Regions from separate parts of the Homo sapiens genome. Here region 1 is linked to region 2. Evidence: read pairs that join two places in POLR2A ChIA-PET (ENCODE). Cell type or tissue: OCI-LY7. All regions are shown on one strand. Links, peaks and the distances in the headings refer to the core of each region. The heading gives the core; the rest is flanking DNA.

Region 1 (9,177 bases), core at 1,836-6,835, 95 kb before region 2:
GTCAATGAGTAAGAAACAGTGAAACAAAAAAGACATTCGGCAGGCCCTTTAAATCTGTGGATTTCACATTTATGGATTCAACTAACCATGGATCTAAAATATTCATTCAAAAAAAATGGACGGTTGCATCTGTACCAAACATGTACAGACTTCTTATTTTTGTCATTATTTCCTAAACAATACAGTATAACAACTATTTACACCGCATTTACATTGTATTAGGTATTATAAGTAGTGTAGAAATGATTTCAGATATACGAGAGGATATGTGTAGGTTATATGCAACTACTACACCAATTTATATAAGGGATTTGAGCATTCGTGGATTTTGGTATCCAAGGGAGGGTCCTGAAACTAATGGGTCCAGATGGGACAACAAGGGCTCAGGGAAGGAAGGTAAGTGGTTGCCCAAGATTGAAGCTTATAAATGTCAGGATCTGAGGTCGGGAGTTCAAAACCAGCCTGACCAACATGGAGAAACCCCGTCTCTACTAAAAATACAAAATCAGCCGGGCGTGGTGGTGCGTACCTGTAATCCCAGCTACTTGGGAGGCTGAGGCAAGATAATTTCTTGAACCCGGGAGGTGGAAGTTGCGGTGAGCCTAGATTGCGCCGCTGCACTTCAGCCTGGTGACAGAGTGAGACTCCGTCTCAAAATAAAAAAATAAATAAATAAATGTCACAGCCAGGGTTTGAACTCACACCTGGAGCCTATGCTTCCAAACTCTCGGCCTGCAACTTGCCAGGGCCCAGCTTGCCCTTTGGTGGGTGGGAGTGATAGAGTTGGAGGCCCCATCCTGTTCAGGTCCAGCTCCAAACCTCACAGGCCTGGCCTGACACCTCCACTGTTCTGTGTCCTCCAGGTCCTGGGCTCCTTCTTCCACCTGGGTGGCTGGGTCTGGGATACCAAGGGACAACTATATATTGGAACTTTACTTTTTTTTGCTAAATTGGATAACAGCTTTGAATACTGGGAGAATAGTTCCTTATCTTTTGTACTATTCACAATGTTATTGCTAGAAGTACAATTCACTTTCAAGTTTAATTTGCAATATTAACTTTTTGTTTTGGAGTCTCACTCTGTGGCCCAAGCTGGAGTGCAGTGGCACAATCTCGGCTCAGTGCAACCTCCACCTCCTGGGTTCAAGTGATTCTCCTGCCTCAGCCTCTCAAGTAGCTGGGGTTACAGGTATGCGACACCACACCAAGCTAATTTTTGTATTTTTAGTAGAGACAGGGTTTCATCATGTTGGCCAGGCTGGTCCTGAACTCCTGACCTCAGTGATCTGCCCACCTCGGCCTCCCAAATGCTGAGATTACAGGTGTGAGCCACCGTGCCTGGCCAATATTAACATTTTCTCCATTGCTTTCTTAAATCTAGAAAATCAACAAAAGAGTAAAGAAAGCCCTGGCTGAGAGCATTTGCCCATTTCTGTGGTGTAAATACTCCCAGCGCAGTTGGTTTTGAGGTCCCAGAGTGACATTGTTGAATGTGGAGTTGGGAAGAGGTGTTCAGTAGCCACCATTACTAGCACTTCCACAAGGCAGAGACCATGGATATAAATAACCTCAGGGCATAGGTAAAATGTAGTAAGATAATTAGGAAGCCAGGAGTCTTGAGTCTTTAGAGCTTTGTTTTTAATATAATTTATTTAATCGTAAGTGTATAGAACTTAATTGTTAATGATGGCTGTATTTACAAACTGGCTCCAATGATTTCTGAAAATCATCAGTCAACCCTCCTGAGTCAGTACAAGTCAGCTCCACCGTGCCGTGAACCCATTCCCCTACAGCTCTATAGGAAAGGTCTTACTAGCTCTATTTTACAGCTCAGGAAGCTGAGGCTCAAAGGCCACAGAGCAAGGCCTTGAGTGCAGGAGGGCTTAATGCTGAGATGATTGGAGTCCTGCACAAGTTACTTAAGTCGGGTAGCGTGAGCAGAAACTGAACCACAAGTGTGTTTGGGGATTTGTGGTGTCAGGAAACACTTAAGATACTTCTCTACCAGTCTGGTCTGGCCTCCAGATAGCACAGTCCCTGCTTGTATAATGCAGTAGAATAAAGTTGCAACAGTCGGCCTGCAAAAGAAGATAACGTGGTGGCAGAAAGCCCTTTGACCAGGACACTACCACACTACCATAACACCACACCACCACACTACCAGAACACCACACTACCACACCACCACAACACCACACCACCACACTACCACACCACCACAACACCACACCACAACACCACACTACCACACCACACTACCATAACACCACAATACCACACTACCACAACACCACAACACCACACGACCACACCACCACACTACCATAACACAATGTAGGAGAGACCTGCCCACCTCTCTCTTTTCTTTTCTTTTCTTTCTTTCTTTTTTTTTTTTTTTGAGACAGAGTTTCACTCTTGTTGCCCAGGCTGGAGTGCAATGGCATAATCTCGGCTCACTGCAACCTTCACCTCCCAGGTTCAAGCGATTCTCCTGCCTCAGCCTCCCAAGTAGCTGGGATTACAGGCATGAGCCACCACACCCGGCTAATTTTGTATTTTTAGTAGAGATGGGGTTTCACTATGTTAGTCAGACTAGTCTTGAACTCCCAACCTCAGGTGATCCACCCGCCTCAGCCTCCCAAAGTGCTGGGATTACAGGCATGAGCCAGCGCACCTGGCCTTTTTCTTTTTTTTCCTTTCTTTCTTTTTTTTTTTTTTTTTTTTTTTTTTAGACAGGGTCTTCCCCTGTTGCCCAGGCTGGAGTACAGTGGTGCAATCTCAGCTCACTGCAACCTCTGCCTCCCAGGCTTAAGCGATCCTCTCACCTCACCTCCCAAGCACCCTGGACTACAGGCAAACTACAGTTTGGCTCTGTGTCCCCACCCAAATCTCATCTTGTAACTCCTACGATTCCCACGTGTTGTGGGAGAGACCCGGTGGGGGGTGATTAAATCATAGGGCAGGTCTTGCTCGTACTGTTCTCGTGACGGTGAATGGGTCTCATGAGATCTGATGGTTTTAAAAAGAGGAGTTCCCCTGCACAAGTTCTGTCTTTTTGCCTGCCGCCATCCATGTAAGATGGGACATGCTCCTCCTTGCCTTCTGCCATGACTGTGAGGCCCCCCCAGCCACATGGAACTATAAGCCCAATTAAACCTCTTTCTTTTGTAAATTGCCCAGTCTTGGGTATGTCTTTATCAGCAGCGTGAAAATGGACTAATACAACTTCTAATATTAAACATTAAAATAGGCGGGGCATGGTGGCTCATGCCTATAATCCCAGCACTTTGGAAGGCTGAGGTGGGCGGATCACAAGGTCAGGAGTTCAAGACCAGCCTGGCCAACATGGTGAAACCCCACCTCTACTAAAAATACAAAAATTAGCCAGGCACAGTGGCAGGCACCTGTAATCCCAGCTACTCGGGAGGCTGAGGCACGATAATCGCTTGAACCCGGGAGGTGGAGGTTGCAGTGAGCCGAGATCACGCCACTGCACTCCAGCCTGGGTGACAGAGCAAAACTCTCAAAAAAAAAAAAAAAAGGTGGAGTGGGAGAGGTGGCTCAGGCCTTCACCTTGGCAAGCAGCCAGCTTGTGGGCTCAGCCATCAATTCTGGGGCACCTTGGTGTCTGAGGCCTCCTCAAACCATTAACAATGGTTTTAAAAGTACCATCTCAACCTAAAATAAATGTCTAATGGATTCAAGGGGACATTGCTAAAGAAAGTCATCTTACATTCCAACACACCGGCCCGGTCATGAGACCAGGTCTGCAAAACGTTGTTCTCCTCCCCTTAGACATGAGAGAGACAGAAACAAAGTCTGGGGCGGCGGGTGAGGGATGGGGTGACCAAAAAAAGTACTTATTCCACACACAGTGGATGTTTAGCAGATGTTTTTTGGATAGACTTAAGCTTTTAGACAATGAAACAAAAATAATTCTTCCCATCATCACAAAATAAAAATGTGACCACATCCCTCTACCACGTCCCCTTGGGGCTTGGGAAGAGCGTCTGTCCCATAAATCCTCCAATGGGCCTTTTGTGTGCCAGGCACCGTGCTGGGCACTGGAGCACACTTACAAGGGCAGCCCCTGGGCGCCTGCTCCTCCTGCTCTGGTCCCCAGCCCAGCCCCCCCCGCAGCCCTGTCCTCACCCTGACCCAGCAGGGAGGGCCTCGCTGGCCTGACCTGTTTTGCCTTCTAAGTGGAAACAAGCCGCTGAGCTACAAGGGAAAGTCGGCTCTGGGCAAAGCCCAGTGACTCTCGGCTCATGCTCACCTCTGACCAAGAAAGAAACACAGCTGTGGTTATCAGAAAGCTGCTGAGAGCTCAGGATGGTGGGGGTGGGGCGGAGGCTGGGAGGAGGAGGGCGGGTGTAGGGGGAATAGAGAAGCTCTGAATCACAGAATCTTATTCTTGGGGGCAGATGTGGCCACAAGCTGGGACGGGACTGGGGTGGGGACAGGGAGTCTTATCCCCAGTGTGCATGGCATTTCTTAGGAAGAGCAGAGAGCCCCTGAGCCTGGGAAGGGTGAGCTGGCCTTGCTTGTGGGGGTGAATGAGTCGCCAGCCCTGCAGGGCCACTTGAGTGCTGCCAACAGATTCCCAGGGGCCCAGGGCAGCCAGCTCTGGCACAGCCTGGTGGCAAGTATCCCCACCTGAGCAGGGTGAGGCCGGGCAGGGCCCAGCAGGCCCCGGCCCCACCAAACCTCCGGGGCCAAATCTGCTGCTGATTGGCCAACTCATGGAACCGAAACGGAAAATCCCCCACCCGTGGCCAACAACTGCCAAACCACTTGAAAGAGGCAAAAGTCTCCCACGGGTTAGAGGCTTGAGATGTTGCAAAGGTCAGGATTCATTAGCAAATGGGTTGCTTAGAGGTCCCTGGAAAGGGAGGCAAGAAGCAGGACCAGGGCCAGGAGGCTGGACTGGAGAAGTTGGGCCTGGGATCAATGAGGGGCAGCGTTCTGCTGGAGGATGGTGAGGTGATGGGCTCACCCTGGCCCGAGATCCTGGGCAGGGAGCAGCTCTCACCCCACAGGCCTGGGCCAGCCGCCCAGCGCTTCCCAGAGCTGCAGGGAACTTCCAGGGAACTGAGACCTCCAAGCTCAGAGAGAATGCCTCCAAAATTCCTTGGGATTTTTCTTCCCTAGTCAAAAGCCTATCTATTTATAGATGTGGAAATATGTGTGGAGAAAGGACTGGAAGGAAATACATGAAATGTTAACATGTTTTTCTTCTTCTCCTTATTCATATTGTTTTACGAAAAATAAACATGACTTTCAAGATAAGAAAAAAGATATTTTTAAAATATAATTAATCTTGATATGTTATTCATGTTGTTATAGAAAAGTGCAAAGCTGAACTTACCCATAGTGCTGTTAACCACGAACATTTTGCTGTGTTTTCTTTTCTTTTTTCTTTTTTTTTTTTTTTCGATATAGGGTCTCGCTCTGTCGTACAGGCTGGAGTGCAGTGGTGCAATCTTGGCTCACTGCAACCTCTGCCTCCTAGGGTCAAATCCATCTGCCTTGGCCTCCCAAAGTGCTGGGATAACACGCATGAGCCACTTTGCCTGGCCTGCTGTGTTTTCTTTTGCTGTTTCTCCTATGAAGACATTTGGGTGTAAGGTTGTTGTTCATGCTGTATTTTATTTTATTATTTTATTTTATTTTTGAGACGGTTTCGCTTTGTCACCCAGGCTGGAGTGCAGTGCAGTGGCACAATCATGGCTCACTGCATGCAGCCTCAACCTTCCAGGCTCAAGCAATCCTCCCACCTCAACCTCCTGAGTAGCTGGGACTACAGGCACATGCCACTACACCCGGCTGACTTTTGTATGTAGAGATGGTGTCTCCCTATGTTGCCCAGGCTGATCTCGAACTCCTGGGCTCAAGCAATGCTCCAGCCTTGGCCTCTCCAAGTGCTGGGATTTATGGGCATCAACCACTGTACCCAGCCTCATGCTATATTTTACATTATTAGAAAACTTGATATGTTACCAGAAAGGCATCATAACCATCTTTTAAAATATCTATGTAGGCCAAGTGTGGTGGCTCACGCCTGTAATTCCAGCACTTTGGGAGGCCAAGGTGGGTGGATCACTTGAGATTAGGAGTTCGAGACCAGCCTGGCCAACACGGTGAAACCCCGTCTCTACTAAAAATACAAAAATTAGCCGGTTGTAGTGACACATGCCTGTAATCCCAGCTACTCGGGAGGCTGAGGCACAAGGATCACTAGAACAAGGGAGGTGGAGGCTGCAGTGAGCCAAAATTGCAACACTGCACTCCAACCTGGGCAACAGAGACTCTATTTAAAAAGAAAAAAAAACTCTAATATTTATTCAGTAGATAATGCCATTATTCATTTAGCCATTCTCCCATTTGAAGGTATATCTATAGGTATACCTATAGGTAGATAGTTTCCAGCTCTTTGCTATTATAAATAATACTGTTGTGAACATCTTTATGTGGAACATTCTTTCTTTTTCTTTTTCTTTTTTTTTTTTTTGAGATGGAGTCTTGCTCTGTTTCCCAGGCTGGAGTGCAGTGGCACAATGTTGGCTCACTGCAACCTCCACCTCCTGGGTTCAAGCGATTCTCCTGCCTCAGCTTCCCGAGTAGCTGGGATTACAGGCGACTGCCACCTCGCCTTGCTAATTTTTGTATTTTTAGTAGAGATGGGGTTTTGCCATGTTGGCCAGGCTGGTCTTGAACTCCTTCCCTCAAGTGATCTGTCTGCCTCGGCCTCCCAAACTGCTGGGATTACAGGCATGAGTCACTGTGCCCGGCCATTCTTTCATCTTTTGAGATGATTAGATTATCTTAAGTCAAATGCTCATATTTCCAAATGTGGGATTACAGCATGAAAGGTTGCCACACACTAAGCAGGAGAGTGAACTTGAACCCAAGTTAGTCTAAGTCCAAAATGCCCATCTTTAATCCTGCCAAATGTTTCTGGTGGTGGTGGTGGTAGTGGTGGGTTTTGTTGTTGTTGTTTGTTTGTTTTTGAAACGGAATCTTGCTGTCACCCAGGCTGGAGTGCAGTGGCCCAGTCTCAGCTCACTGCAAGCTCTGCCTCCCAGATTCAAGCGATTTTCTTGCCTCAGCCTCCCAAGTAGCTGGGATTACAGGCGCCAGCCACCATGCCCACCTAATTTTGTATTTTTAGTAGAGACGGGGTTTCACCATGTTGGCCAGGCTGGTCTCAAACTCCTGTCCTTAGGTGATCTGCCCGCCTCAGCCTCCCAAAGTGCTGGGATTACAGGTGTGAGACACTGCGCCCAGCCCCAAATGTTATTATATTTAAAGAAAAATGGGAATGAGGCTTCATTGAGGACGGGGCAGGGGGTGCGATCTCTCCCGCCCCCGACGTCCCACCCACACACATGGCTTTCACCATCAACAATGGTGTTGACCTGGAGCCTAGCCTGGCCCCATTGGACAGGAGGGTGAAGTCGTGAGAGACTCCCCAGTATAGTTGAGAGTCAAGATCTGTGCAAATGAGCAGCTTGGACCAGGCAGGAGAAACACTTTGCATGGCTTCTCGAAGGAGGTGAGGCATAAACCGCATCTTCAAAGATGGGCAGGGTTTTGGCAAGCTGGGTGAGGGAAGGCATGGGCCAGGGCAGGGGGCATGGTGTCCTGGCTTGGCAGTGAGGCCCCATCCAGGGTAACCCGGAAGGCGGAAAGCAGTGAGACGCAGGCTGAGGGTGGGTGGGGACAGTTCCAGAAGGGCACATGCTTAACGTGTCCCCGGTGCATCCCTGGGGACATGAGACAAGATTCCCTCCCCCTTTATTTTTCAGTGACTCGAGTATTTCCAAAGTTTCTTGACCTTTCACTCATCTCACCTCTTGGTTGCCCCGCAAGTCTCCAGGGTACCTCACCTTTCCCACACCCATTTCCCACCCCATGCTCCCTGTGCCTCCCTCAGCCACAGCCTCCTTCCCACACCCTCTCCAGTTTCCACTTTCCCGCAGTGACTCCGTCATCTGTCCCAGCCCCAGGAAGGCCGCCATGCCCCGAAGGCCAGCTAACCCCATGGCCGCTATGTGTCCTGGTTGGATCAGAGAGGGAGCAAGACTCCCACACACATATGCATGCTCATACATTCGTACGCACCACACACACGCTCACACACACTCCTCCATCTTCACATGCTCACACTCACTCGCTCACATTCACACTCCTCCAGTTGCTCAGAAGAGCCATGCCCTTACTGACCCACGCAGAGGGGCAGAGAAGGAGACACTCCTGGTCAACCCGGAGCAGCTGGTTGGCAAAGGGCCGAGGGCTTGGCCGGAGGGGTAGCCGCTGCCCAACATCTAGGGTGAGGGCCCCGGGCATCCACCTCCCCCTGTGGCTGCAGACCCTGCTGCAACTCTCGTCCCCTCCATGGGGGCAGGGTGGCTGCTTAGGAACATAAGCTGAGAAGAAAGACCCAGGTCCAAATCCCGGTTCCACCCTCCACCACCTTCTCCCAGACTGGATTCCGAACCTCAGTTTCCCTGTGTGCAGGAGTGGTGCCTCCATCACGGGAGTGCTGGACGACCAAGTGACCTAATACATGCTAAGGGCTGGACATGCTAAGCACTGTGCAGGTCACACGGATGGAAAATGCCTCACCACTGGAAGAGCTTCAGTAGCCTCATTATTGGAGACCCTCAGATGTCTCGCTTCAGCATCCAGAGGCCCGAACAAAGCCTCGCGGAGTTGATTCTTGTTCCAGAGTCATCCATACAACAATTCCATTTACTGAGAAAAGTGCCCTTAAGGAAATAACTGTCATCCTAGCTCTCCACCCATCCCCATCACCACCAGGACAGCCTCTGGGGCCCCGGGGACCCAGCAACCTGCAGCTGCTGTCTGTACCCCACAGACACAGAAGCCCAAACCCAGCGGCCGAGGAGGCTCTGCTCCGCTTCCTGCCAGTCACAGACACACCCAGACACTCATCCCCAAACTGGGGCAGCTTCCTGGGACCCCTCGCCTCCCCCACCCCACCACCTACCAGCCTTGGTCGACTTCCTGCCGCTTGGGTCGCTTAATAACTTTTGTAACCAGGTGGTAACTCTCTGGCTCTGGTTCTTTGATGGAATGACTTCGGTGCTTTTCCCTCTTCCCATCAGCATCTCTCTCCCCAGCCCTCAGAGTCGTCTTTCCCACTAAGCCCAC
Region 2 (9,177 bases), core at 1,940-6,939:
ACAGGCATGAGCCACTGCACCTGGCCAAATTTTTTATTATTTAAACAACCACTGCTGCTTTCTTCTGGGGTTCCAGGGTGAGGCATGAGGGGTGCAAGTGGACAGCCTGGGGGGAGAAGCACCACCGTCCTTAGAGGCTGTGGCTGTGGGCAGGGCCAGGCTGGGTCCTCCCCATCACAGGGGTCTCAGTGAGCCCACCACACCCCGGGCCCTGTTTGTCGCATGGTCCCTTCCGAAGCAGCCCTGTTTGTGCACTGCCAAGCCTTCAACATCCACCATCGCTCCTGTTTCCATGCCCCCATATCAAGCCATGGGCCAACATTTTCTTTCCATTCACACTCAATGCCACACCTGTACCAGGAGGGGCCGGGTCTCCAGGATGACTTCCAGTGCTGACCTCTCAATCGCCACCAAGCATCTCTCTCCCATCCAGGGTACTTACTGTAGGGATCTGCGGGGGCAGGAAGAGGAGCTGCAAGAGAAGTCCTTCCAGGCTGGGCCCGGGGCTCACGCCTATAATCCCAGCACTTTGGGAGACCAACGTGGGCAGATCGCCTGAGGTCAGGAGTGCGAGACCAGCTTGGCCAACAAGGTGAAACGCCATCTCTATTAAAAATACAAAAATTAGCCAGGTGTGGTGGCACATGCCTGCAATCCCAGCTACTCAGGAGGCTGAGGCAGAAGAATCTCTTGAACTGGGAGGTGGAGGTTGCAGTGAGCCGAGATGGCAGCACTGCATTCCAGCCTGGGCAACAGAGTGAGACTCCATCTCAATTAAAAAAAAAAAAAAAAAAAAAAAAAAAAAAGGTCTTTCCAGGCAGGGCCACGAGAGTCTTTCAGCATCATTTCCAGGCCTTGCCACTGAAGGCTTGAACGTAACCCTTTAATCCTCCCGCAGCCTCTCAGGCCCCCCTGGAGTGCGAGTCAGTGCACAGAATTGAAGATCTCAGGGACAGGGCCTGGCCGGTGGCTATACATGTTACATTCTCTGTGCTCCTGTATCAGGTGGCCAAGAGCAAGAGCCCAGGAGGGAGCCACAGCAGGCCCCACCTGCTCACACAGCAGGGCCCCACCAGCCACCTCTGCGGCCAGGACACTCACCCAGTCTGAGCCGCTCTCCTGCACTGGCAAAACCGGAATATAGCAGCACCTACCTTACAGATTATTCCAAGGATTAGACAGTGTAAATAGATAAAAGGCTTAACCTACATAGTCCCCAGCCTGTGGTAAACGCTGCTTTATTTGACAATACATTATTGATGAGGTGCTGAGACCCAGAAGAACTGTATTAATTTCCTGTGGCTACTGTAACAAATGGCCATAAACTGGGTGGCTTAACACAACAGAAATTGAGTCTCTCACAGTTTCAGAGGCCAGAAGTTCAAATCAAGGTGTTGGCAGGGCCACACTGTCTCCGAAGGCTCTGGGGCAGCACCCTTCCCTGCTTCTTCCAGCTTTGGGAGGCTCCAGGTGTGACTTCACCTGTGGCTGCGTCACCCAACCTCTGCCTCTGTCTTCCCAGGGCCGTCTCCTCTGCATCTGTGTCTCCCCTTCTGTTTTTTATAAGGACACCAGTCATTGGAATTAGGGTCCAACCAGGCATCCAGAATGATCTCAACTAGAGGTTCTTTTTCTTTTTGCTTTTTCCTTTGAGACAGGGTTTCACTCTGTCACCCAGGCTGGAGTGCAATAGTGTGATCTCGGCTCACTGCAACCTCCGCCTCCCGAGTTCAAGCAATTCTTCTGCATCAGCCTCCCATGTAGCTGAGATTACAGGCACACACCACCACGCCTGGCTAATTTTTTGTATTTTTAGTAGGGACGGGGTTTCGCCATGTTGGCCAGGCTAATCTCGAACTCCTGACCTCAGGTGATCCGCCCACCTCGGCCTCCCAGAGTTCTGTGATTACAGGCGTGAGCCACCCCGCCCGGCCTCATCTAGACGTTCTTAATCACATCTGCACAGACGCTTTTTTCAAATACGGTCACAATCGCAGGTTCTGGATGGACATATATTTGGGGCGCCACCGTTCAACCCACTATAGTGCCTAATGCCCAGGTGAGTTCCTAGTGAAAGAGAAGCTAAACCCATTTCCTTCCACACCCATGGGAGGCACACGGGGACAGCAAGGTCAAGAAGGGCAGCACGTGTCCACGGTGGCCACTGACACTGAGAGCTTGTCCGTGAGGCTGTAAGTCCTGCAGGTCTGCATGCTGGACCTTGAAGGAGAGCAAATTCTCTGTAATTGCTCTGAAAACCCACCTGGACTAACGGTGTCCCCCTGGAACGGGCTCCTCTGATGCATGTGACAGTCCCTCTCGATTCACTTCTGAAACTGGTTTCTGCCAGGTGCAGTGGCTCACACCTGTAATCCCAGCACTTTGGGAGGCCGCGGGTGGATCACCAGAGATCAGGAGGTCGAGACCTGCCTGGCTAACATGGTGAAACCCCATCTTTACTAAAAATACAAAAATTAGCATGATGGGGGGTGCCTGTAATCCCAGCTACTCAGGAGGCTGAGGCAGGAGAATCACTTGAACCCGGGAGGCAGAGGTTGTGGTGAGCCGAGATCACGCCATTGCACTCCAGCCTCGGCAACAGAGCGAAACTCCATCTCAAAAAAAAAAAAGAGAAAATAAACTGATTTCCTTGGGTGCTTTACTACTGTTTCCTAACTGCAGCTGCAATCGCATCTACATTCAATCTGGCATCAGAAACTGGCCTCCCTCCAAGGCAGGACAACAGCCCCACAGACCAGGTTAAAATTCTGTCGCTTGCAAAACTGTCCCAGGTTCCAATCTTGCTTTAGTATCTTAGAGGGGAAAGAGATGACAATTAAAGGCTGAAACAAGTGTGACTAGCTCTCCTTTGTGCATGGCCTCTTTTTTTTTTTTTTTTTTTTTTTTAAGATGGAGTCTTGCTGTGTCGCCCAGGCTGGATGCAGTGGTGAGATCTCGGCTCACTGCAGCCTCCATCTCCTGGATTCAAGCGATTCTCCTGACTCAGCCTCCCCAGTAGCTGGGACTACAGGCGTGTGCAACTGCACCCAACTAATTTTTGTATTTTTAGTAGAGATGGGGTTTCATCCTGTTGACCAGGCTGGTCTCAAACTCCTGATCTCAAGTGATCCACCTGTCCCAGCCTCCCAAAGTGCTGGGATTACAGGCGTGAGCCACCCCGTCCGGCCTGCCTGTTCCCTTTCATTCCTGCTCAGTTTCCATCACCCCACAGCCTGGTTCCATGTGGTATCCAGACTTTGAACATGCACCCTTGGAATAAGCCTCTTCAGCTGGTCCTGTGTTGGCCTGAAGCTGCTTGACCCAAGTTGGAGTTTTCACAAAAGTGACTCTATAACTCTGAATCACCCTGAGAATTCACACAGTGACACCTCCCGTTGATGTGTATTATGAATCTAAATAAATACTGTCTCAAAGCGATCAGTAAGGGTTTTGTTGTGATTAGGTTTTTGGTAACAGCTTTATTAAGCTATCATTCACATACCATACAACTCATACATTTAAAGTGTACAGCTGGGTTGGGTGCAGTGGCTCACACCTGTAATGCCAGCACTTTGGGAGGTCGAGAAAGGCAGATTGCGTGAGCTCAGGAGTTCGAAACCAGCCTGGGCAACCTGGTGAAACCCTGTCTCTACAAAAAATACAAAAATTGGCTGTGCATGGTGATGCACGCCTGCAGTCCCAGCTACTCAGGAGGCTGAAATGAGAGGATGACTTGAGCCCGGGAGGCAGAGGTTGCAGTGAGCTGAGATTGCACCACTACACTCCAGCCTAAGGGACAGAGCCAGGCCATGCCACAAAAGAAAAAAGTGGACAAATTGTATGATTTTTAGTAGACTCACAGAGTTGTGCAACTATCACCACAATCAATTTTGGAAGATTTTCATCACTCTAAAAGAAGCCATATCCCTTAGCTGTTACTCTCAATTCTCCCTTCCCCAGCTCCTGACAACCCTAAACTTTCTGTCTCTGTGAATTTGCCTTCTCTGCAAATCTCTTTTTTTGAGATGGAGTCTCACTCTGTCTCCCAGGCTGGAGTGCAGTGGCATGATCTCGGATCACTGCAACCTCTGCCTCTCGGGTTCAAGCAATTCTCTTGCCTCAGCCTCCCAAGTAGCTGGGATTACAGGCGCCCGCCACTATGCCCAGCTAATTTTTGTATTTTTAATAGAGACAAGGTTTTACCATGTTGGCCAGACTGGTCTCAAACTCCTGACCTGAAGTGATCTGCTCGCCTTGACCTCCCAAAGTGCTGGGATTATAGTTGTGAGCCACTGCGCCCGACTCTGCAAATCTCTTATAAATGGAATTACACACTACGTGATCTTTATCCTCTGGCTTCTTTCACTTGCTTTTTTTTTTTTTTTTTTTTTTTTTTGAGATGGAGTCTTGCTCTGTTGCCCAGGCTGGAGTGCAGTGGCGCAATCTCGGCTCACGGCAAGCTGCGCCTCCTGGGTTCACGCCATTCTCCTGCCTCAGCCTCCGGAGTAGCTGGGACTACAGGAACCCGCCACCACGCCCAGCTAATTTTTTTTGTATTTTTAGTAGAGACGGGATATCACTATGTTAGCCAGGATGGTCTTGATCTCCTGACCTCGTGATCCGCCTGCCTCAGCCTCCCAAAGTGCTGGAATTACAGGCATGAGCCACCGCGCCTGGCCTACCATGATGTTTTCAAGGTTCATTCATTTCATAGCATGTATCAGTACTTCATCCCTTTTTATATGTATATTCCATTGTGTGGTAATATACTATGTTTCATTTTTCCATTCATCAATAGATGGACATTAGCATTGTTATGTTGTTTGGTGTGATGGTTAATAATGAGTGTCAAATTGATTGGATTTGGATGCAAAAGTATTGTTCCTGGGTGCGTCTGTGAGGGTGTTGCCAAAGGAGATTAACATTTGAGTCAGTGGACTGGGAGAGGCAGACCCACCCTCAATCTGGGTGAGCACCATCTAATCAGCTGTCAGAGCAGCCAGAATAAAGCAGCCAGAAGAAGGTGGAAGGACTAGACTTGCTGAGTCTTCTGCCTTCATCTTTCTCCCGTGCTGGATGCTTCCTGCCCTCAAATATCAGACTTCAAGTTCTTCAGCTTTTGGGATCTTGGACTTACACCAGTGGTTTGCCAGGGGCTCCCAGGCCTTCGGTCACACATTGAAGGCTGCACTGTTGGTTTCCCTACTTTTGAGGTTTGGGGACTCAAACCGGCTTCCTCACTCCTCAGCTTGCAGACGGCCTATTGTGGGAGTTCACCTTGTGATCGTGTGAGTCAATACTCCTTAATAAACTCCCCCATATATATATATATATCTATCCTGTTAGTCCTGTCCCTCTAGAGAACCCTAATACATTTGGCTGTTATGAAAAATGCGGTGGGAGTATTTGTGTAAGCAAGTTTTTAAACTATTGCTTTTTGGCTGGGCACCATGGCTCACACCTGTAATCCCAGCACTCTGAGAGGCTCAGGCAGGTGGATTACCTGAGGTCAGGTTCGAGACCGGCCTGGCCAATATGGCGAAACCCCGTCTCTATGAAAAATACAAAAATTAGCTGGGCGTGATGGCACGCGCCTGTAATTCCAGCTACTCGGGAGGCTGAAGCATGAGAATCCCTTGAACCTGGGAGGCAGAGGTTGCAGTGAGCCAAGATCGAACCACTGCACTCCAGCCTGGATGACAGAGCAAGATACCATCTCAAAAAAAAAAAAAAAAAATTATTGCTTTTCTTTTGGATTCACCAGCCAGATAATGTACAAATGTCCTTAAGAGAACCACAGGCACCGTCTTCTCTACAACACAAGGAGAACTTGGGTTCTAAACTCCTGCAGGTGCTTCACGCAGGGGCAAACCCAGCTTAAGCTGCAGGGACTCCAGCAATGGGCCTCTCCTGGTCAAATGTTTTTGCCAAACTTGCAAAGGGGAAGTGGTTAAATATGAACCCTTTCCATTTTGACCTCCCACTGTGCGTTGCCCCTCCCGTCAGGGATCATTACAATGGATGCAGGTGTTTGGAATCTGATGAGAAGGTGGGCTAAGTTTGGTGGTGAATATCTATGCGGTTTGTCGTCAAGTCTGTGTATGTAAAATTCTTATAGAAAAGGCTTCTGTAGCCAGGTGAGGTAGTGCAGGCCTGTAGTCTTAGCTACTCAAGAAGCTGAGGCAGGAAGATTGCTTGAGGCCAGAGTTCAAGGCTACAGTGAGCTATGATCACACCACTGCACTCCAACCTGGGCAACAGAGCAAGACCCTGTCTTTGAAAAAAAAAAAAAATGTCTGGGCATGGTGGCTCATGCCTGTAATCTCAGCACTTTGGGAGGCCAAGGCGAGAGGATCGCTTGAGCCCAGGAGTTCAAGACCAGCCTGGGCAACATAATGAGACTGCATCTCTACAAAGACATTTCAAAAATTAGCCAGGCATGGTAGCATGAACCTCTAGTCCCAGCTACTCAAGAAGCTGAAGGGAAGACTCACTTAAGCCCAGAAGGTCGCCGTTGCAGTGAGCCGTGTTCGCACCACTGCACTCCAGCCTGGGTGACAGAGCAAGACTCTGTCTCACAAAAAAAAAAAAAAAAAAAAAAAAATAGAAGAAAAGACTTCTAGAAACACTTTCACCATCCACTACAGCTCACCCTGAACAATGACAGGTCAGTGCAGGGTCAGAAAATGTGCGGCCAAGTGTAGGGGAAAGGATGCTGGGAACGCCGGGCTGCTGATTGATTTTTTTAAAGATTGTTTTTTTTTTTTTGTTGGCCAACCTGGCCAACATGGCGAAACCCCATCTCTACTAAAAATACAAAAATTAGCCGGGCGTGGTGGTGCATGCCTGTAGTCCCAGCTACTCAGGAGGCTGAAGATTGCTCGAACCCAGGAGGCGGATGTTGCAGTGAGCAGGAGGTTTCAGTGAGCTAGGATTGTGCAACTGCACTCCAGCCTCGGCGACAAAGTGAGACTCTGTCTCAAAAACAAAAACAAAAACAAATTCGGCGCATCCACCGCTGGCCAGCCTTTTCCTCTCAGAAGTCCCCTCTCTCTCACTAGAGAGAGAGCTGTGTTCCTCTTTCTTTCTCTTTCTCTTGCTTGTTGAACCTCCACTCCTAAACGCCTCATGTGTGTCCGTGTCCTAAGTTTTTCTGGGGCAAGACGATGAACCCCAGGGTATTTACCCCAGACAACGTAGCCGCTTCAGAAGGGTGGGCCTGGGACCCAGCACAGGGGGCAGAAGAGAAGGAGCCACAGAGGAGGCCACGCCAGGCAAGCAGGGAGGGCGGAGGGAAAGCGGCAGAGGCAACGCCAGGGGAAAGAGAGCTTTCATCACCTGGAAGCCATGGAATCCCATGATGGGTTCTTTCTGCCCTGCTGAAACTGCCATGACAAAATTTGAAAGAGAGCTGACCTAACCAACTCCATCTTGCTTCTAATCTCCAAGCTGTCCTGGTTCACTCCGGGGTGTAGGCTGAACTAACTTTGGGGAGAACTTAGTTTACAGTTTATTTTTATTTATTTATTTATTTATTTATTTATTTATTTTTTTTTTTGAGACGGAGTCTCGCTCTGTCCCCCAGGCTGCAGTGCAGTGGCGCGATCTCAGCTCACTGCAAGCTCCGCCTCCCGGGTTCACGCCATTCTCCTGCCTCAGCCTCCCGAGCAGCTGGGACTACAGGCACCCGCCACCACGCCTGGCTAATTTTTTGTATTTTTAGTAAAGACAGGGTCTCACCCTGTTAGCCAGGATGGTCTCGATCTCCTGACCTCGTGATCCGCCCGCCTCGGCCTCCCAAAGTGCTGGGATTACAGGCGTGAGCCACCACGCTTGGCCATTTTTATTTTTATTTATTTATTTTTTTGGAGACAGGGTCTTGCTGTGTCACCCAGGCTGGAGTACAGTGAGCCGAGATTGTGCCATGATCGAACCTCCACCCACTGGGTGTAAAAAGTAAAGTAGAAGTTCCTCTTAAAAGATGTTCTTCCCTGTCTAATTAGGAATAAATAGTAACCTCTCTTAGAAGCAAAATTTATTCAAAGACCTGTGCTAATATTCTTGAATATCTGCTAGCCATAATAAAGAAATCAATGTACTTTATGTTCTTAGCTCCCACAATTTAGCCTAAATATTTGCTCTGGCATGCTTATACTGGTCCAAGCAAGCATTAGCTCATAGCCTGTTCCTCTTCCTTATTTGAAGGTGTTTTTACCTTTCTCAGCATTCCACGAGTTACTTCCCCCTTCCTTTGTTCTCCTCTGTTTTTGCCTTTTTTAGAAGTTTTAAGTTGCTAGCAAATCAGGACAAATACAGAATACGAGGTTCCGTTCCAGCCAATGGAAACCAGACACAGCAGTAGGGTGGACGCATCAGGTTATAAATGACCCTGTCTCCTTTGTTCAGTGTACTCTCATGGCAAAACTGCTGGCGAGTGTACCCTTTCTGCAGAAAGTTAAAAAATGGCCTTGCTAAGGAAATTAAATTTACGTTCAAGTGCTATTTCTTTATGGCACCAGGGAACAGGCATTCCTAACACGGGTTCAAGTGATTCTTGCACCTCAGCCACCTGAGTAGCTGGGATTACAGGTTTGTGCCACCATGGCCAAGCTAATTTTTTGTATTTTTAGTAGAGACAGACTTTCGCTGTTAGCCAGGCTAGTCTCAAGTGATCTGCCTGCCTTGGCCTCCCAAAGTGCTGAGATTACAGGCGTGAGCCACTGCACCCTTTTTTTTTAATAGTTTAAAGCAAAGATAATAACAGCCCTTTCCCCAAACAAACATTATTCTTGCCTAGGAACTAGACTGCCTTTGTAGGACTAACAGATTAGCCAAAAGATTAGGAATGATGGTTTAGGAGTCATGCAGCTGCAAACTACAAGATTCTGACCCTCCCCAAACCGCTCCTGGGGATAACATCACTATTGTAAAACCTAAAACCAATGCTTGAGATATTTTGCAGACTCTGCACTTGATGGATCAGCTGGCATCACCCAGATCAATAAACTGGCTCATCTGATCTTGTGGCCGCCACCCAGGAACTGATTCAGCGTAAAATGACAGCTTTGAATCCCTATGATTTCATCTCTGACCTGACCAATCAGCACTGGACTCGCTGTCCCCACCAAGTTATTCTTAAAAACTCTGATCTCCAGCAAGCCACGGTGGCTCATGTCT

The links. ChIA-PET counts read pairs that join two places held together with the same protein. Peaks named below come from ENCODE experiments on the same cell type or tissue, not always from the same donor. Only the 100,000 strongest peaks of a DNase experiment are listed, where the experiment ranks them.
Region 1: POLR2A ChIA-PET joins it to region 2 with 7 read pairs; 3 of 35 experiments call an interaction of 5 or more read pairs at or near these places.

Annotation. Positions count from the first base shown.
Region 1 is chr1:9,408,982-9,418,158 of GRCh38, forward strand. No RefSeq gene overlaps it. Among named protein-coding and RNA genes, the nearest start is that of LINC02606, 15 kb to the right of the region's middle. RefSeq lists enhancers at 3,625-4,558, 4,559-5,490, 4,646-4,925, 4,936-5,065, 8,077-8,577 and 1 more. In OCI-LY7, for the core only: no CTCF peak of the experiment used is centred there; DNase peaks (open chromatin) are centred at 1,930, 3,691, 4,290 and 4,750; H3K4me3 peaks cover 1,746 bases; H3K27ac peaks cover 4,506 bases.
Region 2 is chr1:9,504,359-9,513,535 of GRCh38, forward strand. No RefSeq gene overlaps it. Among named protein-coding and RNA genes, the nearest start is that of SLC25A33, 31 kb to the right of the region's middle. In OCI-LY7, for the core only: no CTCF peak of the experiment used is centred there; no DNase peak of the experiment used is centred there.